Linked DNA regions of Mus musculus: region 2 is linked to region 1. The links are chromatin loops, found by intact Hi-C in ENCODE. Cell type or tissue: heart. All regions are shown on one strand. Links, peaks and the distances in the headings refer to the core of each region. The heading gives the core; the rest is flanking DNA.

Evidence for each region. Peaks named below come from ENCODE experiments on the same cell type or tissue, not always from the same donor. Only the 100,000 strongest peaks of a DNase experiment are listed, where the experiment ranks them.
Region 2: a loop joins it to region 1, with 2.7 times the contacts of the local background. A loop is called at or near these places in 5 of 42 quality-filtered maps.

The regions. Positions count from the first base shown.
Region 1 is chr10:93,006,849-93,022,957 of GRCm38, reverse strand. Cfap54 (cilia and flagella associated protein 54) reads left to right here. Exons shown (of 68, transcript NM_001347060.2): 20 at 6,347-6,523; 21 at 11,441-11,533; 22 at 11,758-11,943. Among named protein-coding and RNA genes, the nearest start is that of Gm40739, 60 kb to the left of the region's middle. In heart, for the core only: a CTCF peak has its summit at 8,314 (motif pointing right); no DNase peak of the experiment used is centred there.
Region 2 is chr10:92,714,378-92,730,486 of GRCm38, reverse strand. It overlaps Nedd1 (neural precursor cell expressed, developmentally down-regulated gene 1), which reads left to right and starts at 8,069. Exons shown (of 15, transcript NM_008682.2): 1 at 8,069-8,164; 2 at 10,858-11,001; 3 at 14,227-14,321. The coding sequence starts at 10,866. In heart, for the core only: no CTCF peak of the experiment used is centred there; a DNase peak (open chromatin) is centred at 8,066; H3K4me3 peaks cover 1,614 bases; H3K27ac peaks cover 1,868 bases.

The DNA of each region.
Region 1 (16,109 bases), core at 5,051-13,050:
TCTTTGTTATTACAGGTAAGAACTTAAACTTTTTTTCTGGTATGAAACAAGAAGTTCAGATTGAATAGGGAAGGAAACAAGACATCAAGGTGAAGACTTTATTATGACAGAAACATCATAAACCTGGACCTCCCTGTAAAAGCCAGCCAGAGTCCAGAAACTGAGAGTCTGAGAAAGCTGGAGGGATGCATTTGAGGTCAACAAGTAGGACTTTGGAAACTTGGACATAGACTTGAAGAACGCTGAGTAGCCACCGATGAGGGCGACTGCAAAGGGGGACTCCGTTCCATCAGAGAGCAATGAGTGCAGAGCCCCAGGTCCCAGGAGCTGCTGCTGCCCACTGGTCCTTCTGCTTGCCATTCACTCGGAGGGGCATGCATGTGGCAGGGGAAGGAGGGGCTCTGGGGAAGGATGGCAAGGCAGGAGAGCTCCTGCACGGCAGGCTAAGGGCTTCGGAGGGATAGATGCCGTCACTGTTCAAGGTGGAGGCATCTGTTCATTCAGGATTAGGGAAGAACCTTTGCATTTCCAGCCTTTGAGTTGGGGATGGGTTTGGTGGCAGTATTGAGTGGTTTGAATCGATAAGGTCACGTAGCTTCTGATCTTTGTTAGATTTCTGGATGAGTTTAGATCTGTTTTCTCAGCGGATGCTTCGTGGCTGCCTGCTTAGACATTGGCACTCTGGTCCCATTTCTATGGAGAATAACACACACACACACACACACACACACACACACACACACACACACACATACACACACACACACACACTTGCTGTCTGCACCAATCCCACATGCTTTTGGAGCTCGAGGAGAAGGAAACCTCTGGAGTTTTCTTCCTACTTCCATAATATGCCATTTCCTTCTTGTTTCTCTCCTTCCCACCCAGGTTGGGGAGGAAGATGGTGGAGATGCAAGGAGTCTAAGTTTCCAGGTCTTTCTATTTCCTAAGACGGTTTCGAACTCCAGAAAAATTATGAGTGTAATGTCCTCACACGGTAGCCCCACGAGAGGCATCGCGAGGCTCTGCAGGATCCCCAACAAGAGACGTTTACCAGCTGGGAGTTGAATATTTACCCCAGGCTGCGTCTTCCGGAGGCACCACTGCTCCTCAGTGGCAGTTTGCATCCAAGGATTGTGGTGTCACAATGGCTCCTCGGGGCACTCTCCTTAACAGAGATGTTACGACTCAAATAATTGTCAAACTTTCTTTCCTTAAAGAAGATAAATAAACTTCTTTCCCTTGGCAATCATTCTCTACTGAGGAACCTCACAAAATGTTTTACCTTATCATGGTCTTGTAACAAAATTGTCCCCAAATCAGTAATTGATGTGTCACCAGATACCATAAAAAAAAGGTATGAAAAAGCTTGAGTCTCTTAGGAACGTGTAAATAATTCATACTCTGCTTTGGTTTTTCAAAAGTTTTCTGCCCTTGTGGATCTATATAATTGTATCAAGCGCCTGTGATTCCAAACCAATTAAAAATGGACGAATTTGTTGTCAGAGACAAAGGGCAGACTTTTGATAATGTTAGCTTCCCAAATGGGATGAAGGCTTTTTTTTTCCCCTTCTTGTCTAGAGGAGTGTGTTCATCCTGTCCTCCAGCCTTGGCTGCTCGACTGTATTGATCTGTCTTGATTCTGCATATCACACTGCCCCTCCATTGTAAGGGGTGGCACGCAGCACCCCCCCCCCCAGATTCCTTACTCCCTTTGAGTGGAGCAGCCACTCTGTGGCTCAGACAGTTTGTTCACTGAGGCGGTTACCAGACGACCTTTCAGGACCTTAGCTGGTGACATTTCTCACTGGAAGAGAACATGGACGCTCCTAAGTGTTTTCAGGGTTATGTGCTATGATGCTGTTTCTTGCATCCAAATATCACAGAAGGAGGAGTTAACCTCTTTCTTGTTAGATATAATCAGATAGAATAGGGATTCTACAGATGTGGAAGGGGCCTATTAATTGCTCCCTATTTGGAAGCCGAGCCTTCTGTAGTGATGTGAGAAGAGTGCAGTTTTAGTGTAATCTCCCAGAAGCGACCCCTTGCTGAGGAAAGGGGTCTCTCAGAGCCTGGCCACCTATGTGTCTGTGTGCTGATGAGAAGACTCTGACCCCGTTCCAGGAATCCTCTGCCCCCTGATCCACATTTCATCTTCCCAGAAGCTTCTCTTGCAAAGAAACCCAACGGTTGCGTCGGGTTTTCTCCTAATGCTGTCTGCCGGAGCCTCAGTAACCCTGCAGACAGACAAAGTCAACAGTGCCAAACCCTGGCTGTAGCATCCTGTCTCTAAGCAAAGGAGCGTTATGGCCGAGCAGATTCATGTTTACTATTGGGGCAGGGTGCAACTGTGTGATCCCATTTTGGGAACAGAGCTAAGAAGGAAACCAGAACCACTGGAAGTTCTAATACGTCCTGGCTTTAACATCTCCAGAATTTATGCCTAGAACTCTATCCTGTGAACTTAACTGGCAGTAACTGAGTTTATTTCTTTTTCTTATATTTGGAATTTCAGTTGGCTCGATCCTATTTGTTTTTCTTGAAGTGTTTCTTTTTTCCTGAGACCTGTTTTTTTTTGTTTGTTTGTTTTTGTTTTTTGTTTTTTTTCCTGAGACCTGTTTTTTTTTTGTTTTTTGTTTTTGTTTTGTTTTCCTGAGACCCCCTCAGTTCTTTCTGTCTGTTCTGTACTGGTTTTCCTTGCGGAAGAACAGAGATCTTTCTGATCCTGACCCCCCTCTAATGAGATCATGGTTTGAGCCTCAGGTTTCAAACACCGACAGCAGATTTTGGCATAGTTACATAGTAGAGATTTTTCTAAAGGTAAAGTGTGGAGAGCTTTATTTGGTTTGTCTTCCTAAAGGTGTTTGGGTTTCTTGTTTGTTTGTGTTTTGGCTTAGCTTTGCATTTGGATGTAGTAGCATGGGATACAGGAGCTGGGGTAGGGTTCTGGTTCTGCTACTGATTAATTCGATGTCCTGTGTTATTGATGTCCTCTTACATCTTGAAAATATTCATCTATTAAAGGGAGGCTCTTAGGAAGACTTGATGAAATGGTGCACATAAAATTCTTAGCTCAAAAAAAAAAGGGCTGGAGAGAAGGCTTACCTGTTAAGAGCACTGGCTGTTCTTGCAGAGAACTTAGGTTGAATTCCCAGGACCCATATGGCAGCTCACTACTGTGTGTTACTCCGGCTCCCAGCTCCAGGAGGCGGCGGGGGTGTGGGGGAGGGGAAATGCAGCATCTTCATCCAGACATAAACATGCAGGCAAAATGCCAATGCACACAAGATAAAAATAAAGAGATCATAAAAAATATTCTTAGCTTTTGGTACAGGGTGAACATCCCGTACCTATTAGCCATTGCCATTATAATCGCTATCACTATTAGCCTGCTCTCTACTTGCATTTGGCTAGGATTATTATCTGAGCTTCGTCTGTATTCGTCTTTGCAAGACCACACATCATGCCCCACGCCTTCTCTCGATTCGTCTTTGAAACCACGCTGTTCATTCTCAGCAATGGTCCTGGCCAGGTTTCTCAAGGGAAGACGTAACCTACTTCTCATCTCCTTCTGAGGTGCACGCCCTCACGATGGGACCCAGACACACCCGAGGGAGGGCTCGGAGATGGATAGCGATCGTGACACTCCATCAGCGCAGCTCTGTGATCGTTGCTTATGTGCATCTTAATCATGCCCTCAAGATGGCATTACATCTCGCCATTAGTGTTCTGATGCACTGTGGGTGTGAGGCGTGTGACAAATGGATTTAATGTCAGCCTGTCTTCATAAGCACTGGCAAACTCTTGAAGAGAGGCAGGTCTCATTTTCTCTGATGAAAAGTACAGGCAGAGACATTTATATTTATACAGAATGTCTTAGGGCCTCAGTTCACGCCGCGCACTACCACTCAGATGGCCATGGGAAGCACGGTTGCTGCCTTGCTGCACCGCTGAGGAAGTCCCCTCGCATTGAGGGTCCTGGCTAACCTCTGTCTTCAGTCAGTAAAAGGGTCATTCCTCCCTTTAGGTTCGGTAAGCCCTTCTAATTTCCAAGGGCTGTCGGGAAAGGGAGGTTGGTTAGCTCTTTTCATCACGTGACTTGTCTGGGAACGCAAGTATTGAACTAAGACTTGGAATGGTTGTCCAGATTTTGCAGTTGTGAGACCTTGGTTTGCTAAAACATTGTTCTAGAAACACCCCTTTAAAACTGAGCCCAGCGGGTTCTGTGACTTTTTCCCTCTTGAGTTCTCCACCTTCCTTCCCCCTCAGATACTTTCTCCTCCTGTGTGGTTGAAGACCTTAAACCATCCCTAGGCACTTTCTCCTGAATGAACTCTCCCAGCAGCTGCAAGAGGAGCCTTCCCGAGTTGAGGCTTTATTTCTAACAGGCATTAGAGTTTGCCTTGAGTTCTGTTATGGAATTTATTTAACCCAAATCTAGGCCTTAGGTTTTTGCACGTTTCTTTCACTACTTTTTGATACAAACGTTGACATTCCTGTTAACATGGTTTAAATTGGGCCACATAATCTGAGCCAGAAATCTCCTCTTAAAGTTGGCCAAGACCCAGTCAGAGTGCTTTGAACGCATCCGTTTAAAGTGCATTGTAGTAAACGCGCTTCTTCGCCATCACAGCCCTGTGTGACTTTCATTTAGAATACAACGACTGAATCCAAAGACATAAACCAAGTATTGTTCCCATCACCAGGGCATTCAGAACAAGGGATGGCCATCTGGGTCTGCAGATAACATACGACACGATACCCACTGAAATGAGATTAGCGAAGACGAGTAGGAAGGGGTGCTCAGAACCCAGGGCTGTCAGAGATGTCAGTGGAGATGATGCTCCAGGAGGTCTGGAACCAGCTGACAAGATGTGATGCTTCTGGGAAGGGAGGAATGCACAGAAGTGAATGGTCTTAGAGGTTTAGGGTAAATAGAGGGGTAGGTATAGTATCTACAGAAGATTCAGACAGAAGACATGTTCACAGCCATTACAAAAATTCCTGCAGAGAAGTTTGCCCTTCAATAGGTCTTAGAGGATGTTTTCAGAGTCAGGAACAGAAGTTGATAAAAACATCACTCCATGTCCAGGCATTTATTTAGCGGGCTTGAAATCCAGTGAGCTCCAGATGTGATTCTTTCAAACCCTACATGCCCCCTGTGAGAGAAACAACACAAGCTTACTGGAGCAGAATGGGAATGCCTGGGATTTGGTAAACAGGCATTGGTCGCAGGAGATTCTCTTTCGCATTTGTCAACAGGGCAGAGCTTCTAAAAGCAAGGGAATGGTAGCCCTCCATCTCCTTTTGGGCTCCCCTGGAAACTTCCTTAGTGGTTCATTGTGAGCACCAAGAGTGCTATGCTAATACTCGGTCTATTAACTGAACTTACTATTTTAAGGATGCTAACGATTTTTTCCTAGTTTATTGGGTTTCTGAAAATTAGTCGTGGATATTTAAGATGCTCAAATACCTTTAAAAATAGTTATGACTTTTATTTTAAGTGTATGAGTGTTTTCCTGGATGTAAATATGAGCACCCAGTGTATGCTTGGTACACACAGTGGCCAGAGAGGCCATTGGATCCCCTGGAGCTGGGATTACAAGAGGTTGTGAACCAATACATGGGGGTTGGGAAGAAATGTGGGTCCTCTGGAAGAATGAACTGCCAAACCCCTCTCTCTACCCTGTTTAAATATCTTATAAAAATAAAGACATATGTCTGTTCTGCCTATGATTATCGAGACTAAAATATTACTATTATTATTTTAACTAGTGTTATTAGTATTGCGAGGAAGTTACACATCTCTGCTGATGCAGCTCATCTGACTTTAAATATGGTTTAGCACTGATAGTTTGGTATTGTCTCTGTATCAGAATCACAGAATTGACATCTTGATGATATAAACTCCCAAGGACACTCCTTTGATGAACCACATGTATCAATAGTCTTTATTTCTTGAGAGTCACATTGCAAGTTGTACTAAGAATAGGATTGTGGCTTATCAGTGCAAATGCAGGTATCTGTGTTATGAATTTTCAAAGCACAATAAAGTCTGATGGTAGATATTTTGTGGATTTAAAGACAAAATGCCCCCCATTAATAATATATGGCCATTGCATTTAGACATACGCGTCTGTTTCCATCGAAGACGTTCATTTAGTAGTCTTTTTTTTAATAGTCCTACAAACACCAGCCCATGATCCATAGTGACATGTGTATGTATGCCTCTGGGATTCAAGAAACGGTATATAGAAAGAGAGCGTTTACCACAAGAGAATTCTGCAAATATAGAAAAGGCTCAAGCTCCTGAAATGTATTTTTCTATTTTCACACTTCGTTACAGGAAGCGAATGCCTTAATTGAGAAGGTCGAAGCAGAACAAAATGCCCTATATTCCTATCAGAAGTTCTTGGGGAGCTCAAAAATAAAGAAGAGCAGAATTCCTCCCCCACCCATCCTGCTGGCCCGGACTCACTGCTCTGTGACCCTGAAGCCCGCGCCGTTCATCTCAGAGGTTAAGGTACCGTGCCCTCCCAGGTGCTGCCCCCACGCCACACGACCTAAGCGCTCCCGTGACTATAGTAACCCTTACCACTGTCGCTCTCAGGACCCAAATAATCTTACTTATAAGCACCAAACACCAGATATTTAGTATTTTCATGTCTTATCTATACTTAATTTATTCATGATATTCTCCCTTTATGAATTGTCTTCTAAAGCTATGTCAAACACACGGGAAGAGAAAAAACAGTTCCCTCTGTGTGCCTTTGTCACAGTGAAACTGTGCTCAAGGTAGAGAGCTGAAGCAGAATCAGACACTGGAGGAGGCTGTCTCCTCCGAGAGCCAGCGTTGGGGACAAAGCAGCAGGACACAGAATTTGAAGGTTGCAGGTCTAGAGATTCTGTGTATATTCTCCCCAGGTCATTGTGGAAACAAGAGACAATGGAGATGTCTCTTCAACTGCAAATCTTTCAGCATTTATTAGAACGAGCCTCATCTCCCATCCCCAAGTCCCGGACTCGGCCTAAATGGGAATACCTCTTGGGATTTCATTTCCTAACAAGAAATCAGCTCCAGCTAGTTTATATTTTAAATATCGCTCTTTTAGGCCCCCTTTGATGTTGGGCCACAATTCATTCCTATCTTTGATTATCTTTAGGGCATTTTGCACACAGAGACTTTGAAGTCAAGCCTATATAAGTTTACAATTCTAGCTCTGCTGCTAACCCACAGAACAACTTTACAAAGGCCAAATACAGTTTCAAGCTTCTCGTTTGTGAAGCATGTTTTTTTTTTTTTGTGAAAAGAAGCCAAGTGAGGGAGTGCTGGAGATGTGTGCAGTTAGTCGAGAGTTTGTCCAGCACCGATGAAGTCCCTGCTTTGTCCCTTCAGCCGCACAGACTAGGTGTGGTACCACAGGCCTTTAATCTCAGCGCTTTGGAGGTGGAGGCCGAAAGATCAGTTCCTGGTCATCGCAGGCCCCACAGCAAGCTCGCAGCCAGCTCGAGACATTTAAGAAGAGAGAGACTGAACTAATATATAACATTATTAACATTAGCCAACGACTTTCATTTACTTTTATTAAGCACATGAAGTAGAATTTATCAAAACAATTACTGGAGTTATATAGTCTGGATTGCATTATTTTGTGATTTTTTTTTGTTAATTCAATACAATGAGCTTTTCTTTTCTTTTGAATGTCTGTCTGCTGTCAAGTTCTGTGTGAGTTAACAGGCACCAAGTTAAACACGGGTGCGATGTGACTCATTCTTGAGAGTGATTTTTAGATGGATGGAATGGACTTTAGCTCAATGGGCGTGATCTTGTAGATGGACGTGGTGGACTTTAGGCGGATGGGCGTGCACCTTCGATGGATGGTTGTGGACTCCCTTGAGAACAGTTTTTGTCACTTCTTTGTTATTCTGTCTTTTGAAATTGGAGGAGAAATAGCATTTATCTCACATACGACTGCTGCTGTGAGGATGTTTTAGGACTAGGAGTTCAATTTTGGAGATTTTGGAAACCTGTGCTAAGAGTAAGGCTTCGCTGGTTTTAGAAAATTAGTACAGAACGAGGGTTATGCTATTTAGTGTTTGTTTTCAAATATTTTGGTTTAGCCCAAACCATTATTTGTTTTCAGTATTACTATTTAGTGACAGTTTTATCGTATGTTGCATGAACATAGGAAGACATTAGCTCCTTATATTTGACTTGTAGCTCTCGTGCTTTTTAAAGGCACATATATAATAACATTTATGTAAATTAGTTATTTGGAGAATTGGTTCAGGAAAGTTTGCCCGCTGCTTCCTCTCTATGACCACTAGGTGGTGCTGTGGGCTCATGTAAATTTTCTGGCTTGCTGGTTTGGCCATCTTTTGTCTCTGTGAAGCCTCCTCCTAAGCCATTACTTCATTAAAATCTGTTTCTATAGTTGCAAATGCTAATGTTACTTACATTGTCTATAAAATCTTATTTCCAAAGTTAGTGATTTGTTCACACCGTCTCTATTCTTATGTAGATTCTAATTACACATTGCTTCTTTGTGTTACACAGACTGGGAGCAAAATAAAAATATAAAATCTGCTTGTAATAATGCTTTTAGAGAGAATTTGCTCTTGGTTTTGTGTGGTATAATTTAGAGCAATAACAATCTGTCATGCAACACAGTCTTTCTGCACCCCGCCGGCTCCACTTCCCCCCCCCCCCCACGGAAAGTGTACTCTTTCTGTGTGGGTAAGCAAGGGATGCTAAGTCCGTTATTTCTGAGTTTGTGTTTCCTTTTCTTTCATCTGACCTTTACCTTTGTCCTCCAGCCTCCAGCCCCTCAGCTCTCTTCTTTCTCTCTCCTCCTTCCTGCTCATGATGGCTGGCACTCTTAATTAGTCACATGTATCATAATCACCTGAGAGCCCTTCTCTGGAAGCACAAAGGATTAGACAGGTATACCAGAAAAACCTCACTTGTTGAAGCTAGGCAGCCTTGGGTAGCTTGGCTAGTGGTCATTTTAGAGAGCATTCTATTCTGTACAAACTACTCTTTTAAAAAGCAACCTAGAAGCTGGGCAGCGACTGCCAACAACTTTAATCCCAGCACTCTAGAAGCAGAGGCAGGCGGATCTCTAATGAGTTTGGGACCAACCTGGTCTACAGAGTGAGTTCTAGGACAGCAAGGGCTACATAGAGACACACTGTCTCAAACAAACAAACAAACAAACAAACAAACAAACAAACAAACAAACTAATTAACAAACAAACAGCCTGGAGTGGAATCGGGTTGAGAGCCACTCATGGAGATAAGATGCCAGTTCTTGCTTGAGTCAGTGAGTTTTCTTCAGGTTTTCTTGCACACAAAGGTTGTACGAGTCTCAGTGCCTCACCTCTCTCCCAGCCCCTGTTGATTTCCTCATGTGTTTATGTCACATGAACGTCTTTTAGACGCGATCCCTTTTCTCATCTTGTCCCCTCAAGATGAAGCTGTCTTTGGCATTAATGTCTGGGTCTGTTTGCTCTGAGTTAAAATGCTCTGGTCTTTCTGCATCTCAGTTCCTCAAGACAGTAGCAGTTCCATCTCAAAGGAATGGAGTGAATATTAGCCGCAGGATCTTTGACAAAGATGCCTAACACATACGCTGGAGAGAATACAGCCTTTGCAAGCAAATTGTGTGGGCAGGACCAGGGGTCCATATGAAGAAAAATGAGACCAGAGTCTTAAACCTTGCTGTAAAAAATCAATTCAAAATAAGTCAAAGATCTTAATATGGCACCTGAAACTTTGAATTTTCTTTGGGGGAGGGCGCCTCAATATCTAGGCACAGGCTGTATTTGAAGAAAACTTTGTGGAAAGGACTGGGATAGCTCAGGCCAAAGAAAGATTTGACAAATGTGATTGCATGACATTACAGAACTGTGTACAGTCAAAGATGCAATCTGGTGAAGAGGCGGTTTATAGAAGGAGAGAAGTCCTGGCTAGTCATGGCACTGACAGAGGCTTAATGTTTAGATTATATAAAGGGCTTAAGTTTGGGGCTGGAGAAAGAGTGCAGTGGCTAAGAACACTTACTGCCTCTTGCAGAGGACTCTGGCTTGGTTCCCAGCACCCACACCAGGTGGCTCACAAATGCCCATGCCTCTAGAAATGGACAGACAATTCTCAAATGAGAAATTGAAAGTAGCCAATAATCATATGAAAAATGTTCACTATTCTTAGCCACTTAGGCAAGCCACCTAAAGCAGTGCTGAGATCCCGCCTCATTCCAGTCACAAGAAAACAAATAACAACAAGTGCTGGTGAGGATGCAGGCAACAGGAGCGCTTACACACTGCTGGTGGAAATAGAATTAGTTCCCGTTTCTTTGCATGGTGAAAATTAGGGTCAAAAGTCCCCAGAAACAAAAACACATTGTTACTGTATCACCAAGTTCTGGGCTTGTAGCAGGCAGACATTAAGGGATGCTTACATGCCTATGTTTTTAGCCATATTCACAATAGTTAAGTTTTGAACCTGCCTAGGTGTCCATCAACAGACAATGGGTGAAGAAAACAGAATACATCCATGATGAAGTTTCACTCAGCCATAAAAAGAATGACTCATGTTGTTCTTTAGGAAAATGGCAAAGATCATAAGAAAATGAATCAGACTCAGATAGACAACCAGTGCACGCGTCTCCCATTCTTAAATTCCAGCTTTTCTGTAGACACATTGACGTATGCATGCATGCAGGCTACGGGAGCAGAGGGGAGACTGGGCGAAGGAGTGAGAGCAGTAAGAGGGGAGGAGAAAGTGTGAGCGTGGTCACAGTGCATGGGGTACTTGTCTGAAATGTCTCTGTGGGACCCATCACTGTGTATAGCGGATATCGAGGGAAGCACATTCCAGCTTACTAATGTCAATCAGCAATAGTGATTAAAGTAGGCAATGATGTGGGCCTGGGGGTGGGCGTGGGGAAGGGCTCGGTAGGTAAAAGCGCTTGCTAAGCATACGATCTGGGTTCCAATCCCCAGAACGTATGGAAAGGCCAGGCATGAGAGTTTGTAATGCCAGAGTTCCTATGTGGAGCAGGGAGGGTGAGCTGGGAGGAGCGCTGAAGGCTCGTGGGCCAGCTAGTCTGTTGTTTTTATGTGGGGAAAACAATGGTCCTATCTCAAACAAGGTAGAAGGCAAGGACCGACAACCAAGTCTTCCTTCTGACCTACATACATCACACACACACTGGGTGTGTGTGTCTTGATTGTCTCAGGGAAGCAAGCCCCATGTTTGTCGTTACTTTGTCAAGATGTCGGAGGTGCGTATAAGCTTAGACCTTTGCAGTTTAACACACGAGTATAGTGTACCATTCTCTTTGGAAGATCGTTGATTTTGCTCCATCCAGATAGAGGAGGCCGAATGCTGTGAAACAGAGCGCAGAGCACAGGTGACAGCTGCCTCTCTCCCCTCCAGGCGTCCTGGTACTGCATCTTGGGTTGCAAAGCAGATGGAAGCTATGGGAAAGTAAGGCTGAACAACAACCACCTCCCAAACTCAGGAGAAGCGGTACGTATGTCACCCCCTCTGTCAGCAGGCCTTATCAAAGTCTTATTAACCACAACGGAGAGTGCGTTCCCCCTATGAAGTCATTACAGCCGTGGATTGACACTAATTCCAACTCGAGTCACAACTAAGCTCCCACAGCGAAGGAGAAAGGTTTATCCAATTATGTTTTAATAGTCACACTGCCTTAATTTTCTGAGTAAAAGCTGAAATGTTTCCGTTCACAGATACCAGCCGATGGCAGAAGCTTCTTTGAAATTAAAGGTTTGGAAACGAATGCACAGTACTGCTTTGCGATCGCTGCTTACTCGTCCAGCGGGAAACTCATTGGTGATGCTATTGGGGAGACAACGAAACCAATTCTCATTTACCCGCCTCTCTCTGCTGTCACCGCTCGGATGTACCTGACACAGGTAGAAGAGACGGGTGCTATTATCCTCTTTTTTTTCTGTGAAGTGTTTGCTAAGTAATTTCCAATGGAAGAAAGATCAGAGTAGAAACTCCACAACGCCTGCGATGCATATTTTCCCTGATTGCCGCTTAATTCATGAAACATGAATCGTTACTTCCCCCGTTAGTGAATTTGCCTTCTATAGAACATTTCCCCCCAGGAGCACAAATGTAATTTTAGACGTTTTGGGAACTATGGCAATGCATATAAATAAATGCTATCTGTTACTACCCAGAGTAGCAGATCTCACCCTGGGGCGATGTTGTCAATGTCTCGTGACATTTTTGGTTGTCACAACCTAGTGGGATGCCACTGGTGTCTGGCGAGTAGAGGCAAGGGGGATGCTGATAGAGCAGAATACAGTGTGACAGGGACGGCCTTCTGCAACAAAGAAGTACCCAACACATGCTGGGGATGTAACTCAGGAGTAAGAGAATCCTTGCCCGGTGTGCACAGGGCTCCAGGTTCAATCACAAACACTGTGGGGGGAAAATCCGATACAGCATGTCAGTAGCAGCAGAGTGAGAAACCCACATCTAGAGACTGCTTTTCATTTTATGTACATCCATCTATTTACCTATTGGCCATCTTATCTATAATCTATCTGTCTATCACCAGTCTATCTACACATGCATATATATATATATATATACCTGCACATACATATCAATTTCTATATATTATTCTTAACCATATATACTGTTTTATATATTTTCATTTAATGAATAATTTTTTCTTATTAGATTAGAAAATTTTCTATGAAGTACTTTTAATGATTTTTATCTTATTGAAATTGTTAATTATATAATCCCCCACTTCCCTCTCCTTCTCCCAACCCTTCCCATGCCTGCATGAGGTTCCTTTGAAGAATTTATGGCTTCTTTTATGTACCACTATATTGAGTCTTGTGGACATGTTGTAGTATCCTTAGTAATTCCTTACTGCTGGACTGAAAGTATTTTGTTAGTATATATATATATATATATATATATATATATATATATAAAGCTAAAATACACATTACAGCATGTAAATCTTTAACTGCACCCATGGCTGCTTCTTTTGAGGATAAATTTATAGGAAGGAACGTATCAGGTCAATAGATAGAGATGGACCCAAGTTCAGAGTCAAGCTCTTTGTTGTAGCCACGTGGTACCGAGCAAGTGACTCCATCTGTGAAGTGAGAGCAGTCAGAAGATGTCCACAGGTCTTAGGAACGTCAATGGAGCTACGTTTGTCAACTGTTTAACCATAGCGTCTGTCTCTCAGTGAACACACTGAGTACCATTATCAGTTATAAAGCTACTCACAGTTAACCTTCTTGCTGAGGTAGCATGTCACCCATGAGCAGGACAGAGACCCGACTCATTGACCCAGGTCTGAAGTATTTAATTTAAAGCCTGTTGCTGGTCCTAGAGTGGATGGCTTTTTAAATTGTATTGTATTTCTATTGTGTGCTGCTATTTTTTCTTTTAATAGTTGATTAGTATCATAAGCTGAGATCTCACAGGCCTTTTATATGATCACATTTTTCAAGGAAAATTAAATAGAGAGAATTGCTAGGATTCATCTAGCACTGGTGTAGTGTGTCACACTGCCTCATGGTTTTCTGGTATCTTGATTTCTTCAGAACTTAATATATTCCCCAATTTACAGCCGTGGAGTTATTGTGAGGCGTTGAATATTTCATCAGGACCTAATTTTTCTCCAGGGAGTGGTTTGACTCTTGGGTTCCATTTGGCAGAACTTTCATAGAAAGCTAATAAAGTGAGGTCCAGGCTACATCCCTGGGATGATGAGAAGCTCCGTGGGGGCAGTGACCTGCGTCTCCTTATTGACACTCTATTTGCAGTTCTTTAGGTCACCCAAGAAGGCTGATGGGTGCTCTCCCACAATGCCAAGTGGCCAAAGCGGGAATCTCTCACTTATTAAACCCCCTTAATTCTTACATTCAAAGATTGGGTTTTTATATGTTCTAGGTTAATATAAACCTTTTTTTTTTTTAAAAAAAAAACAAAACAAAGTACAATCCAGTTTTCATGACAGTGGTTAGGTTTTTAGTTTTAGGGACAACCCTGTTCATTAAAATATATTACCATAACTATTAGTAGTAAAAGATGAGCTATTTCCCCAAATGTTTCTGGTTAGCATGGCCTTGGGGGGCGTTCAGGTTGTAGTTTTATTCTACATTATTCTATAAACATCAATACACCTTTACACCTATCCCGCCATTGCTAATGGGCACAGCTTGCCTCGGTATCTTTGCTCTTGTGCACACGCGTCAGGGAACATACAGACACCTCTTTGGCATGTTGGCTTCTTCACCTTTAAGTGTCTGTTCAGTAATGGGGCTGCTGTTAAGTCTGTTTAGAATTTCTATGGTGCTCTGCAAACTAGCAGCGTCAACAGCAACGTAGAGGGCTGGCTCCCTTGCCCAAGTCCTCACTAACACTTGCTGCCAAACATCTTTTTGATAATGAACCACCTAGGAGGTGGGAGGTGATACATCACATGGTTTTCCCAAGCATCACTTTGGTGACGTATTCAGCCTTAAACAATGGGGAAACCTATGGACAGGCCTGGGGGACATGAAGGGACTAAGCCACAAGCCAGTCACAGAGAGATGAATGTATGAGCTCACGGATGGATGGATGGATTCTAAGAAAGTCAAGTTCGAAGAGGTAGAGACTAGGAGGGTGGATACAGATGTCAGGGCTGGGGATGGGTAGGGAAAGGAGAGACGTCGTTCAACAGGCATTTAAGTTAGAGGTAGGCAGGAGAGAGTTTTAATACTTAGTACTTGGGTACCTCAACAAGTGGAAGAAATGACTTTAATGCCACCAGTACAAAGAAGTGTACATTAGAGATGATAAATATGCTAATTAGTGCAATTAGGTCATTCCATGATGTATATACTCACCAAAACATCACATTCTCTGTTATACATACATACATACATACATACATTCATACACACTACATACATACATACATATATTCAATTACTATTTGTCAGCTTAAAATAACTCTAAAATTTCATTGTTCCCCTCAGACAGTAACTCTTTGTGATGAAATGAGGAATTTCTTTTGATAGTTGAGGAAACAGATGCATAGAATCCCACTGTATTCCAGGCAGGACATTTTAGGCAGCATCAGCAACATCCCTAAGCTTCCTTAGGTAGCAGACCGTAAGTCTGGCTCTTGGACCAGTGCATCTCTGTTTCTTGTAACTCTGTCCTCATTCCAGGAGCTCTGAGCCCACTCTTTAAGAGCAGCATCACTATGGAGCCCCCCCCTGCCCCTGTCCCCTGTCTGCTCCCTGTCTCCTCCAGGTTCCATCTCTTCCCCTCTACTGGACATACTTCATTCTCTTGGGCTCTACGCAGCTGTTGTGTCAGCAGGTCTTCCTGGTGGGATGCAGCAGAGTCTGAGGATGGAAGATGCATGCGTTGTCACAGTCTTCATCATGACAGTAGGGAGAGAGCTGTTGCTCACACAGTTTCCCATCTCACACATGAGTTCATCGGAACCCATTGCTGTATGAATGTCTCCTTTTGCCCACGAGTTTTCAATTTGAAGGACAAAATTATGGGCGATTCAGTCAGCATTAACTGTCCACTTGACAGAGCCTAGAATTACCTAAAAAAAAAGGAGACTCTTCTCCAGCAACTGTCTTTATCAGGTTGGTCTGTAGATGTGTTTGCAGGAGTTTGTTTTGGTTGTCTTAACTGATGCAGGAGGGGCCAGGCTGCAGGCGATTGGTGCCGTTTCCTGGGCAGGTGATCCTGGGCTGTATAACAGGAAGTTAGTTAAGGAGGTGCCAACAAGCAGTGCTCCTCCATGGTTTCTGGTTTGGGTTCTGTCTACATTTCCTGCTCTGACTTCCCTCAAGAGGGACGGTGGGACCTGGAGATGTAAACTAAAATAAACCCTTTCCTCCCCAAAGTTGCTTTTTATCAGAGTGTTTTTATCACAGCAATAAGAAAGGATGCTCAAGCAATAGGTAAAAAAAAATAAGTATATTCTCTTAGGAGTTTCAGATCCTTTCTATTCTCTTTGCCTATCTATTGATGAGCTAATGTCTATTTTTTCCCCATATGTTTTCTTTTTCTTTTTTTAAAATATTTT
Region 2 (16,109 bases), core at 3,104-11,103, 290 kb after region 1:
AGAGTTTCTCTATGTAGCCCTGGCTGTCCTATAGCTCATTCTGTAAACCAGGCTGGCCTCAAACTCAGAGATCTGCCTGCTTCTGCCTTCCAAGTGCTGGAATTGAAGGTGTCTACTACCACTACCAGGCAAGACTTTAGAGCTCTATTAAATGTGGAGTTGAGAAAAATAGACAAAATCAAAACCAAAAACCTTTCCCATTCTGTAGGCTATCTCTTTGTCTGATTGACAGTGTCTTTTGCCTTATGGAAGCTTCTCAGTTTTATGAGGTCCCACTTGTTAATTGTTGATTTTAGTGCCTGTGCTATTGGTGTTCTGTTCAGGAGGTTGTCTCATGTGCAAATGCATTTAAAGCTGCTCCCACCTTCATTTCTATCACGTTCACTGTATCAGGTTTTGTGTTGCTATCTTAGATCCACTTGGACTTGAGATTTACACAGGATAATAAATACATATCTAAATCGGGCGTGGTGGCGCACGCCTTTGATCCCAGCACTCCGGAGGCAGAGGCAGGCGGATTTCTGAGTTCAAGGCCAGCCTGGTCTACAGAGTGAGTTCCAGGACAGCCAGGGCTACACAGAGAAACCCTGTTTCAAAAAAAAAACAATAAATAGATAAGTAAATAAATATGTATCTATTTGCATTCTTCTACATGCAGACACACAGTTAGATGGGCACCATTTGTTGAAGATGCTTTTTAATCAGTGTGTATTTCTTGCTTCTTTGTCAAAAATCAGGTGTCCATACCTGTGTGAATTTATGTCTGAGTCCTCAATTTAAATCAATTGATTAGCATGTCTGGTTTTTTTTGCCATTACCATGCAGTTCTTCTTATTGCTCAGTAAAATCGGGAATGAAAACAGTCCTTTATTGTTTAGGATTGTTTTAGCTACTCTTGTTTGTTTGTTTTTGTTTTGTTATTCTTTTTTTGTTTTTGTTTTCCATATGAAGTTAAGAATTCTCCTTTCAAGGTCTGTAAAGAATTGTGTTGGAATTTTGATAGGGATTGAATCTGCTTTAGGTAGGATGGCCATTTTTACTAGGCTAGTCCATGAGTATGGGAGATCTTTTTCATCTTCTGATATATTCTTCAATTAATTAATTAATTTAATTACATCATCCACACACCTTTAATAAACCAGGAATAGAGAGATACTTTCTCAGCTGAATAGAGAACATAGTCATATTTTGCTAACTTTGATATTGATCATATTTTACATAAGAATGAGAAACAAGTTTTTCTCTCTTGAAGACCGGGAAGAATGGGAAATGTCGTCTCTCAACGTTCTTACATGGCACTGCAAGTATTAGCTGGAGTTATCACACAATTTAGTTTTTCAAAGGTTTAAAGTTTTGGTCATACAACTCTTTCACCTCCTTGGTTAGGGTTACTCCAATATATTTTATATTTTGAGGCCATTGTGAAGGGTATTGCTTTTCTGATTCATTTCTAGGCTTGTTTATCATGGTTTGTCATATGGGTACTACTATTTTTTTTTAAGTTAATCTTCTTTCCAGCCATTTTGCTGCAAGTGTTTATCAGCTGTAGGAGTTCTCTAGTGGAATTTTTAGAGTCACTTATGTATACCATCGTATCATCTGCAAAATAACGATACTTTGTCATTTCCTTTCCAATTTGTATCCCCTTTATCTCCTACAGCTGTTTTATTGCATGAGCTAAAAGTTCAAGTACTATCTTGAATAGATATGGAGAGAGTGGATAACCTTTTCTTGTTCCTAATTTTAGTGAAAACGCTTTGAGTTTCTCTCTATTTAATTTGATGTTGATTATAGGCTTGCTATAAATTGCCTTTATTATGTCTAGGCACGCCTCATATATCTTTAATTTCTCAGTACTTTTATCATGAAGGGGTGTTGGATTTCCTTAAAGGCTTTTTTTGGCATCTAATGAGATGATCATGTAGGTTTTTTTTTCAGTTTATTTATATTATGGATTACATTTATTGATTTTTGTATGTTAAACAATTTTTGCATCTGTGGGATGAAGACTACTTGATCATGGTGGATGATCTTTTTGATGTGTTCTTAGGTTCAGTTTGCAAGTAATCTATTGAATAATTTACAACTATGTCCACAAGGAAAATTACTCTGCAATTCTTTGGTGAGTTTTTATATGGTTTAGGTATCAGGGTAACTGTGAACTCATAAAATTAATTGGGCAATGTTCATTTTGTTTCTGTTTTGTGGAACAATTTGAGTAGTACTGGAGTTAAATCGTCCTTGAAAGTCTGATAGAATTCTGTACTAAAACCACCTGGTCATAAGATTGTTTTGGGGTGGGGTGGGGTGTTTGGGAGACTTTTAATCTTTAAATGACTGCTTCTATTTCACTTGGGGTTATAGTTCTATTTAAATTGTTTATCTGATCTTGATTTAATTTTGGTAAGTGGTAACTATTGAGAAAATTATTCATTTATTTTAGATTTTCCAACTTGGTGGAGTACAGGTTTTTAAAATATGCTCTTATGATTCTATGAATTTCTTCTGTGTCTGTTCTTATGTCCCTCTTTTCATTTCTGATTTTCTTAACTTGGATTCTCTCTGTCTCTGTCTCTGTCTCTGTCTCTGTCTCTGTCTGTCTGTCTGTCTGTCTGTCTGTCTGTCTGTCTTTTAGTACATTTGGATAAGGGGTTGTCTATCTTGCTGATTCTCTCAAAGAACCAACTCTTTGTCTCACTGATTCTCTGTATTGCTCTCTTTGTTTCTATTTGATTGATCTTATCTCTCAGTTTACTGTCTACTTCTTGCTGTTGGCTCCTCTTGGGTGTCCTTACTTCTCTTTGCTCTACAGCTTCCAGGTATGTTCTTAATTTGGTAGTATGAGATCTCTCCATTTTCAGTCTTTCTTTTTTAATGTATGCACTTAGTGATATGATCTTTGCTCTTAGGACCATATTCACTGTGTCTCATCAGTTGAGGTATGTTGTGTCATTTTCATTGAATTCTACAGTCTTTAATCTTCCTTCCTTCCTTCCTTCCTTCCTTCCTTCCTTCCTTCCTTCCTTCCTTCCTTCCTTCCTTCCTCTCTCTCTCTCTCTCTCTCTTTCTTTCTTTCTGTTTGTCTCTATCTGTCTGTCTTGACCCATTTTTCATTGAGTAGAGAGTTTATTAGTTCCCATGAGTTGGTGAGCCTTTTGTTGTTTCTGTTGTTGTTGATATCCAGCTTCAATCCGTGGATTAGGATGCAGGTATTTATTTTGATCTTCTCGTATCTATTGAGACTTGATTTGTGTCTGAGTATGTGGTCAGTTTTGGAGAATGTTCCATGAGCTGCTGAGTAGAAGTTATATTCTTTGGTGTTTGGGTAAAATATTCTGTAGATCTGTGTTTGGTTCATTTGGTTTTTCACGTTAGTTAGCACCAACATTTCTCTGTTTAGTTTCTGTCTGGATGAGCTGTCCATTGGCAAGAGAGGAGTATTGAATTCTCCTGCTTTCAGTGTGTGAGGGTCAATATGTGAATAAAGCTATCGTCATGCTTTTTAAAAATTGTGCCCTTGTGTCTGTGACATAGATGTTAAGAATTGAAATGTCACCTTTGTGGACTTTCCTTTTGATGGGTATGAAGTGTCTTTCTCCATCTCTTTTGATTAACTTTGCTTAAGTTTGCTTAAGTCTATTTTGTATTAAAATGGCTACAACAACTTACTTCTTAGGTCCATTTGCTTAGAATATCTTTTTCCTACCCTTTACCCCAAGGTAGTGTCTGCCCCAATGTTGCAGTGTGTTCCTTGGATGCAGCAGAAGGATAGATCCTGTTTTTGCATTCATTTATTAATCTGTATCTTTTTATTGAAGAACCATTGATATAGAGAGATATTAATGACCATTAATGACCAAGGATTGTTAATTACTGTCATTGTTGTTGTTGGTAGTGGTGGTGTGTGTGTTGGGGTGTGTTTCTCCTTTTGTTTTTGCTGGTCTAAGATTATTTATTTTCTGTGTTTTCACAGGGAACACAATGATAGGGGGTGGTGGTGTGAGCCTAGGGATGGTCTGTGGGATCTTAGGAGGTACAGACAGGAGGTAAAGGCAGGAGCCTTTTGTTGTTTTGTTGCAGAGCTAGGGTTGATATAGTGGATTGTGTCTGAAGAATCAGAGAGAGTAAAACCGGTCAGCTTACCTCAATTATGTTGATCCTTGTCATCAATCTTGTATTTCAGGAATAAAACTTATTTGGTCATGGTGCATAATCCCTTTCATATAATATTGAATTTATTTTCATGTAGACATACACGTTTTATATATAAAGGGGTATGAGTTTATAGTTGTTTCTTTTAATGTTTTTTTTCTAATTGTTAAAACCTGAGTCATATTGTCTTTAACAAATAAGATTAGGGTATTCCCTGGACTTCTTCCTAATGATTGTGTTTATTGGTATCATTTCTTATGCTAGAACTCAAGAGCTGCTTAGGCTAGCCTTAAGCTTGGATTTCTTGCTTGCCATCCTCCTGCCTCAGCCTGAAATTGCTGATGTACATCACCAAACCTACATTGATCTTTAGGCTATATTTTATTTGTCATTTGGTTAAATGTTTTTTTGTGTGTGTGATTTATTTTTAGTTTGATCTAGGATTGTCTAGGACTTACAGTTGTTTAATTCTCAGATGTTTGGAACTTCTCTAGTCTAGTTCTATGATTAGAACTAGGCACTAGAAGATGTGAGGAGCTGAAAGGCCAGGAAAAATTCAGACCCCCTTGCACTGAGAATGTAGGTTAGCCAGTTCAGTGACTCTGTTCCAGGAACTCGACAACCACAAAAGTTAGATTAAAATCTTGATAACAATCTTGAGAAGCAGGGAGTTTCTCCTTGTGATTTTTAGTACCCCCGTGTGATTTTTCACTGGTATGTTTGGCATTTTCTAATAATGCCCTCCTTACCCCCTTGGGTTGTGTATTTTTCCTTTAAATAACCCCTTTCCCAGCTACTCGGGGTCCACAGTCCTCTACCCCTGCATGGTGTATGACTGAGGGCCCCTGAGCGCTCCTGGAATAAAAAGTCCTCTTGCGGTTTGCATCAAGGCCGTTTCTTGTGAGTGATTTGGGGTGTTGCCTCTCCTGTGTCAGAACATGGGGGAGTCCTCACTTGTGGGTCTTTCACTAGTTTCTTTATTATATTCTATTTATGTTTAGCATTTTTAGGATTAGAAAACCTGGTCTGTAAGACACATTCTTTTCAAAACCTATTACAACTTGCTTCATTTTTCATCCTTTTGTTTACAGATATGTTGCTGAAGAGAATGGTAATCTTGCAATAGTTGGGGGAGGGTAGAGTCCTCTGTGAATGCAGATATTTGGAAGTATCCCAACTTTCTACATTACTCCTGTGGTTCCCCCTCCCCCAGATAAGAATGAATTCTGTTGAAATTTTCAACAGGAATGGCGGATATGCCCCTGTGATGGCTATCGGTTGTCAACTTGACTATATCTGGAATGAACTAAAAACTGAAGCCATTGGGGCACATCTATGAGGGATCTTTTGAAGTAGGGAGACCCACCCACCTTTAAATCCAGATCACTTGAGGTCACAAGACCACCTTAAATCAGAATCACTAGATCTCAGAGGACACACCCTAAATCTGGGCCACACCTTCTCCTGGAAGCCCAGGAAAGGAACAAGCTTGTTGTTTAAGCAGACAAATGCTTTTGCTCTTTGCCTGCTTGCCCTCACTCTACTGGCAAGTTCATTCCTTCACTAGTAGTAGAGCCTGCTTCTTCAGGATTCTGACATATATTCAAGACTGGCTGAAACATCAAGCAGTATGTACTAAACAGCTACTGAATTCTGGGACTTTCCATTGTCAGATTAGCTGGACTATGGCCTGTGTCTTAGTCAGGGTTTCTATTCCTGCATAAACATCATGACCAAGAAGCAAGTTGGGGAGGAAAGGGTTTATTCGGCTTACACTTCCATACTGCTAATTCATCACCAAGGAAGTCAGGACTGGAACTCAAGCAGGTTAGGAAGCTGGAGCTGATGCAGAGGCCATGGAGGGATGTTCCTTACTGGCTTGCTTCCCCTGGCTTGCTCAACCTGCTCTCTTATAGAACCAAAACTACCAGCTCAGAGATGGTCTCACCCAAAAGGGGCCTTTCCCCCTTGATCACTAATTGAGAAAATGCCTTACAGCTGGATCTCGTGGAGGCACTTCCCCAACTGAAGCTCCTTTCTCTGTGATAACTCCAGCCTGTGTCAAGTTGACACAAAACTAGCCAGTGCAGCCTATAAGCCACTCAAATAAGATTTTCTATAAATATCGTCAGTTCTGTTCCTGTAAGAGCCCTTGCTAAAAACAAAACAAAACAAAACAAAAAACAAAACAAAACAAAACAAAACAAAACAACTTTTGTTTTCAGTTAATGTCTTGCATTAAACTCATACCAATACTTCTGCCCCAGTTTCCTGGGTGTTGGGATTACTAGAGTGAGCTATTGTGCCCAGTTTATTTACTTTTATTGTTATGAAACATCTCACTTTTAATGCAGGAATAGTCTTAGTGTCTACCTTTTCCCCCCACCACATAATCCAGTCTTAAGCTTTCTTGCTGGTTTCAGTGTTAGAGAGTTGTGTTTTCTGCTTCAAGCATTCTTTTCTTCATGTGTTCCAGTTCTCCCTACTTAGATCTCAGCATTTTAGGCCAAATTCCAGGAAAAAAAATCAGCTAATAACACCAAAAGCAGCTGCAGATTACACAAGGCATATACTGCTTGCTCCCCGTCTTCATTTTATGGTTGTTCCTCACCAGCTTCCAGAAGCTGGAGAGACTTCTTTTTCTCCTAGGGGAGGTGGGGATTGGCACTTCTTAGGTTTCCAGTTGTTTTTGATATGGGTTCAGATAACTGGGACATTATGTATCCAGTTGAGAAACACATCCGGTGTGCACCTGGGACAAAGGAGCAACACTTTCCATAGGAACATGCTATCAGTGATGGAAGTAAGAACTCTCAACAGAGCAATCTTTTAGCAGGAATGTTGGGAAAACTCAGTTCATTGGCCCCTTTCTACCATGAAATACATTTCCTTCAAAAACAAAAAAACCAAAAAACCACTGAGTTGGTGTTCATGTACCTGAACAGCAGCATGTGAAGCTGCGGATGTGAAGATGGCTAGCTCAGAGGCTGAAGTCACTACTGGGTTTGTTCTCAGGGTTAGGGTTCGTTTTGGGTTAGATGTTCCTCTCCTCTGCTTTCCTCCTTTTCCCTCCCACCCCTTCCTTTCTCTTCCCCTCCTTTCCTTCTCCCACTCCTGCCACAATTTCCTCTCCATTCCCTCCCCTCTTTGAAACTGAGTTTCTTTGTATAACCGTCCTGGAACTCGTTCAGTAGACCAGGATGGATTTGAACTCACAGAGATCCCATTGCCTTTGCCTCCTGAGTGCTAGGATTAAAGGCTTGTACCACCACACCCCTTTGAAGTTAGATGTTTAACCTGCAGCTTTTCTTGGCTTCCTCTCAAGTAATCCTCTCCTAAACCAACCATGTTAATTGCCTTTATTATGAGCGTTCTTCTTTGTGATAACTGTGACACCTTTTTTTGTGGGAACTGAGAGTTGCCCGTGAATTCCCCATCTTTTATTCTTCTGTTTTGTTTTGTTCAAGACAGAGGTTCTCTGTGTAGTCCCTGGCTGTCCCGGAACTCACTCTGTAGACCAGGCTGGCTTAGAACTCAGCAGTCTGCCTGCTTCTGCCTCCCTAGTGCTGGGATTAAAGGTGTGCACCGCCACTGCCTGGCATTTTATTCTTGCCTTCCCTTTCCCTACAGAAGTGTTAATATTAACTTCCTAACTAGACTGTAATCTCCAGCAGGCTAGGGAACCTGCGTGTTGACTGACCTCTTGTCCCTTCAAGCTAAACACAGTAAGTGCACACCCACAGCCTAACTCAGCGCCTGGCACACAGTAGCCAGCAAACAAATGAGTGATAAAGGAGCAGTAGCTACAGGCTAGGATATCTTCCTCTGCACCGCCCCAGGGTGGGAGGCCACCCAGCACCCCCGCGGGCTGAGCGCTCGGGGCACCGCCTTTCCCGTGACGTCATGCGAGGCGGGACTTCCGGCCGCCCAAGTTTAACAGTCCAGGCGGGAGCCGGAAGCGCAGCGAGGAACGGGTGGAGCTGGGCCTCCCCTGTGGCCCCACGCTTGAGAGGTGAGGTTCCGCCTGACAGGGAGGCTCTGTGAGCGCGGTGGCCTTGGGCCGGGGACCCCCGAGGTCAGCCTCTTCGGTCCTGCGTTGGGCGGCAGCGGGCGCGCGCGCGCGCTGGAAAGTGGCCGGGGACCGGGCAGGACAGGACAGGACAGGACCGGGTCGCGGGCCCCGGATTTAAGGGCCAAGCTGCCCCGAGCGGCTCGTCCACCCCGACTCCCGGGTCTGGCTCGCCCGTAGCTGCTGAGCGCAGGCGCCCTGGGCTAGGGGTGCAACTCCCGAGAACTCTTCTTGAGCAGAGAGTGCAGTTGGTCGCTGTCGCTCTTCTTTCCCGGGATCCTCTCCCGGGGACTGATGTCAGAGCCCAGAAGCCAAGCGAAGGGACTGTGAGAGGTCTCCGTGAAGTCAGCCTCACTGAAGCTGTGTGGGTCGCTTAACTCTTCTGAAGAGCCTTGATCCACTCATTGCACCACACTGCACAGTAGGCTCCTTGTGTGGGGTTAGGGTAGCAGCAGCTTGCAGCTGTTTACTGTTCTTCAGAGTTCAACTTTTCTACCCTGTGTTTTTCCATGGGCCGGGGAACAAGGGGCATTGAGTAAGTGTTTTAGTCACCAAATAGAAACATTGTCTACAATTCAACAGGTGACTCTGCAAGTTTTTAGCCTCACCTACTAGGGGTCCCTTCTAACTCAGAACCACCCCACACACTACTGTATCCAAAAATATGCACAACAAATAACTGTTTTAATCCTTTCCATAAACTTTATTTATTTATTTATTTTTCCTCTTGAGACTCAATGATTTCTGCCTTATGCTTTTTAGTTTGTCCTCTGGAACCCAGATATGTATGATGCTTTTGTTGATGATGTGGGGGCGTGTCTTTGACCACTGTTGGCCTTTAACCTTGGTTAAATTCAGCCCCCTATGTCACCAGATGGAATCAATTCAGTGTGTTGTAGCTGCCGTAGCATCCCTTAAAAAAAAAAAAAAAAAAAAAAAGTAGGGCGTGGTGGCGCACACCTTTAATCCCAGCACTCGGGAGGCAGAGGCAGGCGGATTTCTGAGTTCAAGGCCAGCCTGGTCTACAGAGTGAGTTCCAGGACAGGCAGGACTATACAGAGAAATCCTGTCTCAAAAAACCAAAAAAAAAAAAAAAAAAGTAACCACTTTTTATTAGACTTCAAGTATCAATGAAACTGTGTTGACCTATAAAAAGAAACATATTTTGTGTGGCTACCATGGATTAAACACACACACACACACACACACACACACAGGAACACTATGGATTAAACACACACACACACACACACACACACACACACACACACACACACACAGGAATTAAAAACTAGCATCTGCTTGTGCCTTAGTTTTCTCCATTGATTTTATTTCTATCTAAACAAATATCGGTTGCAACCCACTTCATTCAAACTCATTGTTAATATATCTAATGTCTTCAGACAGGCAATAGGATAAATTGAATTACCAAGTTTGTTAATTGGATAGTAGTATAGTACTCTTTTTTGTTGCTGTTTTTGTTTGTTTGTTTTGTTTCTGAGATAGGGGTTTTCTGTGTAGCCCTGGCTGTCTGGAACTAGCTCCACAGACTAGGCTGGCCTCAAACTCACAGATCCACCTGCCTCTGCCTGGGATTAAAGGCGTGCACCACCACCACTGCCGGCCCTGTAATAATAGTACCATGGTACCACCCATACTGAGTGTGAGAGCATATTTCTCTGCCTTTTCTCTCCTCTGTATGTTTAAATACACCGTCTTTCACAGTACTGCTGCCCTTCAGAGTGCTTGGAGCAGCCTCTCTGCTTTCTGTCTAGACTGCCTTGGCTTGTGGCATCATTCTGTCAGATTTATGTGCTGGGAACATCACACTGAATAAAAAGTCAGAGGTCTGGGACCAAGAGTTGGTTTTAGGATACAGTGGCAACTTATTTAACTTTGTTGTTAATTTTAGAGTTTGGAAAACTTGGCACAGTGGGATTCAGACTTCCAGGATGGCTAGATTATAGCACATTAAAAAAATATGAGAACATTACTTAGTTTATTTCCCTGCGGAGTACTTAGTATGGATCAGGAATATTTCAAAATTCCTGTGTGAGGAGGCGGGCATTGTTATGGGAACAAAGAAGAGAGTAGAAGTTCCATGAACAACATTGAATTGGGTGCTAGAATATAGGGTAGCTGCTGATAAAGGGTGGGTTTTGCCACAGTAGGCGGGGAACTTACCTTTTAGAAGCAGAGATGTTTTGAGCAGAGGCCTAAATGATAAGGAGATGGTTTTGGGGGAACATGGGGAGCTTTCCAGGTAGAGGGGGGCAGCAGGTGAAGAGACACTAAGTGGAGGATGGGCTTGGCTTGATTCATAGACATGAAGAAGGCCGGTGTTTAGATCTGGTGGCTCAGGCAAGATGTGTAGGGCAGCCACATTGGCATGTCTGTCCTGTAAGGAGGAGGAGGTTGGGTTTCTCGTAGTCGCAGAGGGGATTCTTGGAAGGATGAGCTAAGTGTATGTGATTGGCTGGTGTTTGAGTCACTCATACTTTCTGTGTGTGCTGCTTGGTAGAAAGGTGGACAGAAATGGACAAGTAACATCCCTGCCTTAGATCAGGGGGCATTTCAGCTTTGAAAACTTGCTTTTCCGTAGTTGTGTTTTAAATAATGTTCTGAACTTTTTATAGGCCCAGTCATGCAGGAAAACCTCAGATTTGCTTCATCAGGAGATGACGTTAAAATATGGGATGCTTCGTTCCTGACATTGGTGGATAAATTCAACCCTCACACGTCACCGCATGGAATCAGTTCAATCTGTTGGAGCAGCAATAGTATCCTTTAAAAAAAAAAGTAATCACTTTTTGTTAGTTTTCAATGATCTGTGAAACTGTTGGCCCATAAAAAAAATATTTGTGTGGCTACCTGAGATTTAAAATAAAACAAAACAAAAAACTAAACCAAAACAAAACAAAACAAAAAAACACTGATAAAAATAATCCATATGCGTGCATTCTATTTTTCCCTGTTGATTTTCTTTTAAATTTGTAGTTGCAACCCACTTCAACCTCACTCTAATTTTCTGAATACAATTAGTCTTTAGATGCAGGCGGTAGAATTAGTTATATTGTCTACAGTTACTGAATGTGTGGAGTTAGGTAAGACTAGCAGAGCACCTATGAGACTTTACAGTGAGGGTTTTGTTTTCCATCTCCATTTGGATATTTGTGAGTCAGATGTGGAAGTCCGTGAGCTTGGGGGTATAAGCGGGGTGGAGAGGAGATTCAGAAGTCGTCGTGTGTCATCCACATCTTACTGATGACGTGCTCGGATTCTCCTCTCCCATCTGTGAGGAAAACAGCGTCGTTTCACAGTAGGCAGCGTGGGTGTAAGTTCCCTGTGTTGGCTGTTCGAATGGGGGATGAAGGGAACCTGAAAGTTAGGGTTCGTCAGATGTCATTGACATTTTTTGGGGTGGCGATTCAGTGTTATGGGGTCTCTCCTGGGCACCGTAGGGTGCTAGGAAGTGTCCCTGGCCTCTACTGCCCAACCACGAGAGCCTGTAACTCCTAGTTGTGCTGATCCAAATGCCTCCTGAGCTAGACTCTCCTGCAGTTGGGGACCTCAGTGGCAGATGTAGCGCTTTTAGTTCTCTAGATGTGGAAATACTCTGCCATTGGTGTGCTAGAAATGAGTCTTCTGTGAAACACATACCGTTTTGATACAACCATGAAGTGTTAAGAATTGCCTAGATTTTACCAGTATCACAGTATTAATACTCTCCCTAATGAAAGGGAAACTGACAGGGCTTTGAAATATGACTGATTTATGAACAAACATATTAAGTGTTTTTAATCTCAAACGACTGTTCTTACACATACATAACAAATGACAACTTTTCTTATTGAATTACATTTCCCTCTTGATCATTCCTCAGTTTTTGCATGCAAGCAGTAAGACCAATTACTTGGATACTCTATTAATCAGATTGTGAAGGACTCTCCAGCCTGTCATGTGGAAACTATTTTAAGGAGAGTGGCAAGCGTCTGAAGTTGGGCCTCACTATTTTTAGGTTTTGATTGTATTTACAGCTTCACTTTTTTTTTTTTTCTGGGTCCCTTGAAGAAAAGAAACAGTTCTTAATAGGATGTTTTTTTGTTTTTTTTTCCTGCTTATCTTTGTTTTGGGGATTGTGACCAGTACAAGTGCATTCCGTAGTGTGGCAGTGAGGCAGTGCTGTGTGACTTTGAGAAGCTCGTCTTGTCTGTGTAGAGAGCTTCATGTTATCTGTACTCCTAATGAGGCCATGGTTTAGTTACTACTGAAAAGCAGAGTTCCAGACACAGCAAGTCAGGGCCCCAGTGCATAAATTCCAAGAACAGGTTAGTATGAGGTGCCAGGGAAGTTAGTTTCCTTTATTCTTTTGGTTTCCATACTTCTTAGGACTTCTAAAATTACAAGAAAATGTAGAAACTACCTTCTCCTCTCTTACCTTCCTTCCTGTGGTTCTTTTTCTGTGGTAAACAGAAGAAGCCAGTGGCTTTCCACTGTGGCGATATGTTGGTAGAGATTATTTTATTTCCCCTAGAAATGCTGTGTGTGGATTGCCCTCTAGCTCCACTCAGCACTTGCAAAAGCAAGCCTGTGGTTATATTAGGAGAGAGGGCATTGGCGACTCGCTCTGGATTTCGGCACTGTGCTGATTCATTTGACAGTCCACAAGCCAGAGAATTGGACTCGGTTCTTATGAAGATTGGTACCTGTTGATGGCTTAGCTGCTACTTGGAGACTCCATTCTTAGGGTAGAAGATGATACTCTTAGCCTTGACTCCAGTGGAGTTCAGACCTGGTTCAAACTAAATAAACTTTCTTATCTTTTTAAAGTAGTGCTCTGTCTGGGGTGTAGCTCAGTTGGTAGAGGCTTGCCCAGCAGGAGTGAAGCCTGATTGGAAGCATGATGTTAAGTCAGGCACAGTGGTACACACCTGTAACCTTAGCCTTTGCAAAGTGGAAGCAGGAGGACCGGAGTTTGAAGGTTGTTCTAGGCTACAGAAGCCCCCCAAAACTTGTGATCTAGTCATAAAATACCAGGATACTCTGCACAATGTCAAAATAATGGAATAAGAATTACCTAGCTGCTTCCGTTGTTTCCATGCATAGACTTTGCTTACTAAAAGTAGAAAGTCTAAAATTCCTATGCTCTTTGCTGAACCTGATGAGCTGACCCAGTCGGTGGGAGGAGAGAATGACGTCTGTGAGTTGTCCTCTGCCTTTCACCCTTGGAATGTGATGTGTGGATGTGCGCACACACATACAAATCAATGTAAAGCACTATGATATTTTAACGTGCTGTGACTTTCCAAACCAGACTCTTATTCTTGGTTAAATTATTTAATCATTTTGGTTTAATATATGTTGTTTTATACTTACTTATTACCCATGTATAATTAATATAGAGTAAAATAAAAGTTTTAAGATTAACTGAAAATAATTCAAATTTGCATAGCATACATAGATTTTATTTGACCATACCCAATCATGTTTACTATATGCTCTATAATATTCATTAATAATATATTCATAGTTGAAGCGTCTACAGCAGTGATTCTAATCCTGAGAAAAGAACAGTCTTCATTTTTCAGTTGGAAGAAGTAGGAAAGTGATGTGGATGCTGAAGATGATACTGAGCGCTTGATCGATAGAATAGTCCCTCAACAGATTTTGTATATGAAAAAGCTGATTATTATTTCTGTTTGTTGCATTTCTCATGTTCTCACATCTGAAAGGGTAAACTTAGACCTGGCCCACTCTGGGAAGGGAGTAGTGTTTCTCATGGGCTAAGTATCTTTCAAATGATAGCGTAGTCAGAGGGATGGTTATCCCTGCAGACCTGGAAAAGAGAATCAGTAGTTGGTAGCCGGAATCATTTTGAAAGCTGGTATATGAGCCGCATTTGTGTACTGGTCTCTATGCTGGCTTACATGACTGTGCTCCTGAGACTGTAGTTGGGTGTCCCGGGTGCCCATGGACTGCTTGATGCTGCTTAACTCTTCATTTAGATAACTTTCTAGTGACAGCTTCTTCCAGTGGTGACAAAATAGTGGTGTCAAGTTGCAAATGTAAGCCCGTTCCACTTTTGGAGCTTGCGGAAGGGGTAAGTTACATGCTTTTAACCTGCTTACAATCTCGCTTTGCTTAAGTGACCGTGACTTGTTTGTTATGCGTCTTTGTTTAAAAACATTTTTCATCTAAACTCTGAATAATACAGTAACAGGTGGGGTTACCGAGAGGTTGATAGGTGAGATTATAATGATTTAGGAGAGCAGTTTAGGCCTTAGATTTCATTAGGAAGGGACTCTCTCTGTTTCCCCTTTTGTCAGTGCACGACTAGGCCACTAGGTTGACTTGACCTTGTGAACCCTCATGATGTAAGTGTTCCTGTTGCCTGTGGGTGCAGCAGCAGCAGCAGGGTCTGGTTCTGCAGGTAGCCTTCTGCTTTAGATGACGAGCACTCAGCACTCAAGGATGTGCTTCCTTAAGGCTGGAGTGGAGGGGTAGGGCGTTCAGGGAGTTCTGGGCCCACGGCACACAGGGACACTCTCGCTCTCACTGGGTATTTCTTTATCCCTGTGTTTTTAAAAGTTTATTCAGGATAACACCATTTTCCTCATTTCCAGTCTCACATTCAAAAAGCTATTCTTCAAAGAGAGTGGCACCTAACGACAAGGTCCTTGTCGCTCCTTGCTGCTGCTGCTTTTTCCTTTTTTACTTATTCATTCATTCATTTGGTAAACTTAAATTTCACTTCCAGCACAGGTGTGGAGGCTTAGAGACAAAGGTACAGGGGGAGTTTGAGGCAGACTGGGCTACCGAACTCTTCAAGATGGGAGTGATAGCGATCTTGGGACTTTTGGGTCCCTTCAGGGTGGCCAGCAAGCTGCTGTTGAATTTAATATTAAAGCCAGGTCAGTTCCTCCAACTCTCACAACTGGCTGGGCTTTGTCACACTGGGTTTTCAAGTCAGCGTTTAGCGCCTCTGCCCACTTGTTTTTTTTAACTTATTTGATTATGTGTTTGTTTATTTGGACAGAGTCTCTTGTGTAGTTCTGGCTGCTGTTTAGTACCTGGAACTTGGTATTTAGACCAGGCTGGCCTTGAAGTCGTCGAGATCCTCCTGCCTCTGCTTCTTTAGTGTTTGGATCAAAGGCCTGAGTTAAACCAAGTCCAATTCCTCCCATTAAAGAAAAGTAGTATACTTTGTACTTTGATACTTCCGATTCTATTTTTGCTTTAATACTATAGCAGATGACAGATACAGATGTGAGTCATTCTGAGAACTTGGTGAATATTCCTGTTCATTTGTATAATTTTAGCCCTTCCCACTTTAAGGCATTACATTATAAAGCAGGTGAAGAAATGTTCATTAGAGTTCTAAGTTTGAATGTGCTACAGTTATAAGAGCTTTTTGCAAGCAGTTTTTTTAATAAAGGAATTTATTAAGAACTTCTTTTACCATGTTAGGGCTGTAGTCATTATTTTGTGGGCCCCCAGCTTTGTTAACTCACATGCTACTTGAGCTATTGTGCCTTTACACTTGGGGAAAGAAATTCCCATCCTACTTATTTTAAAATATTTTTAGAATGAAAATTTAGGTTCCTGGTTTTGTTTTTAATTTCTTGTTTTCCTCTTTGAAGTGGACAGATTGGTATTAACGATATTATAATGGCTATTGTGGGCTACAAAATAACTTTGAAATTTGATCACCTTGTTTTTAGATTTAAAAACTACGTTTTAATATTTTTATCTTGTAGATACAGTATTCCTATAATACCATACAATTTCTATTAATTATTTAAGTTCATTAGATTCATTAAAATACATTAAAGGTCTTCTACCAACAAGGTAAGCTAATCTTAAGTATGGGTTTTATTCTGAACCCTTA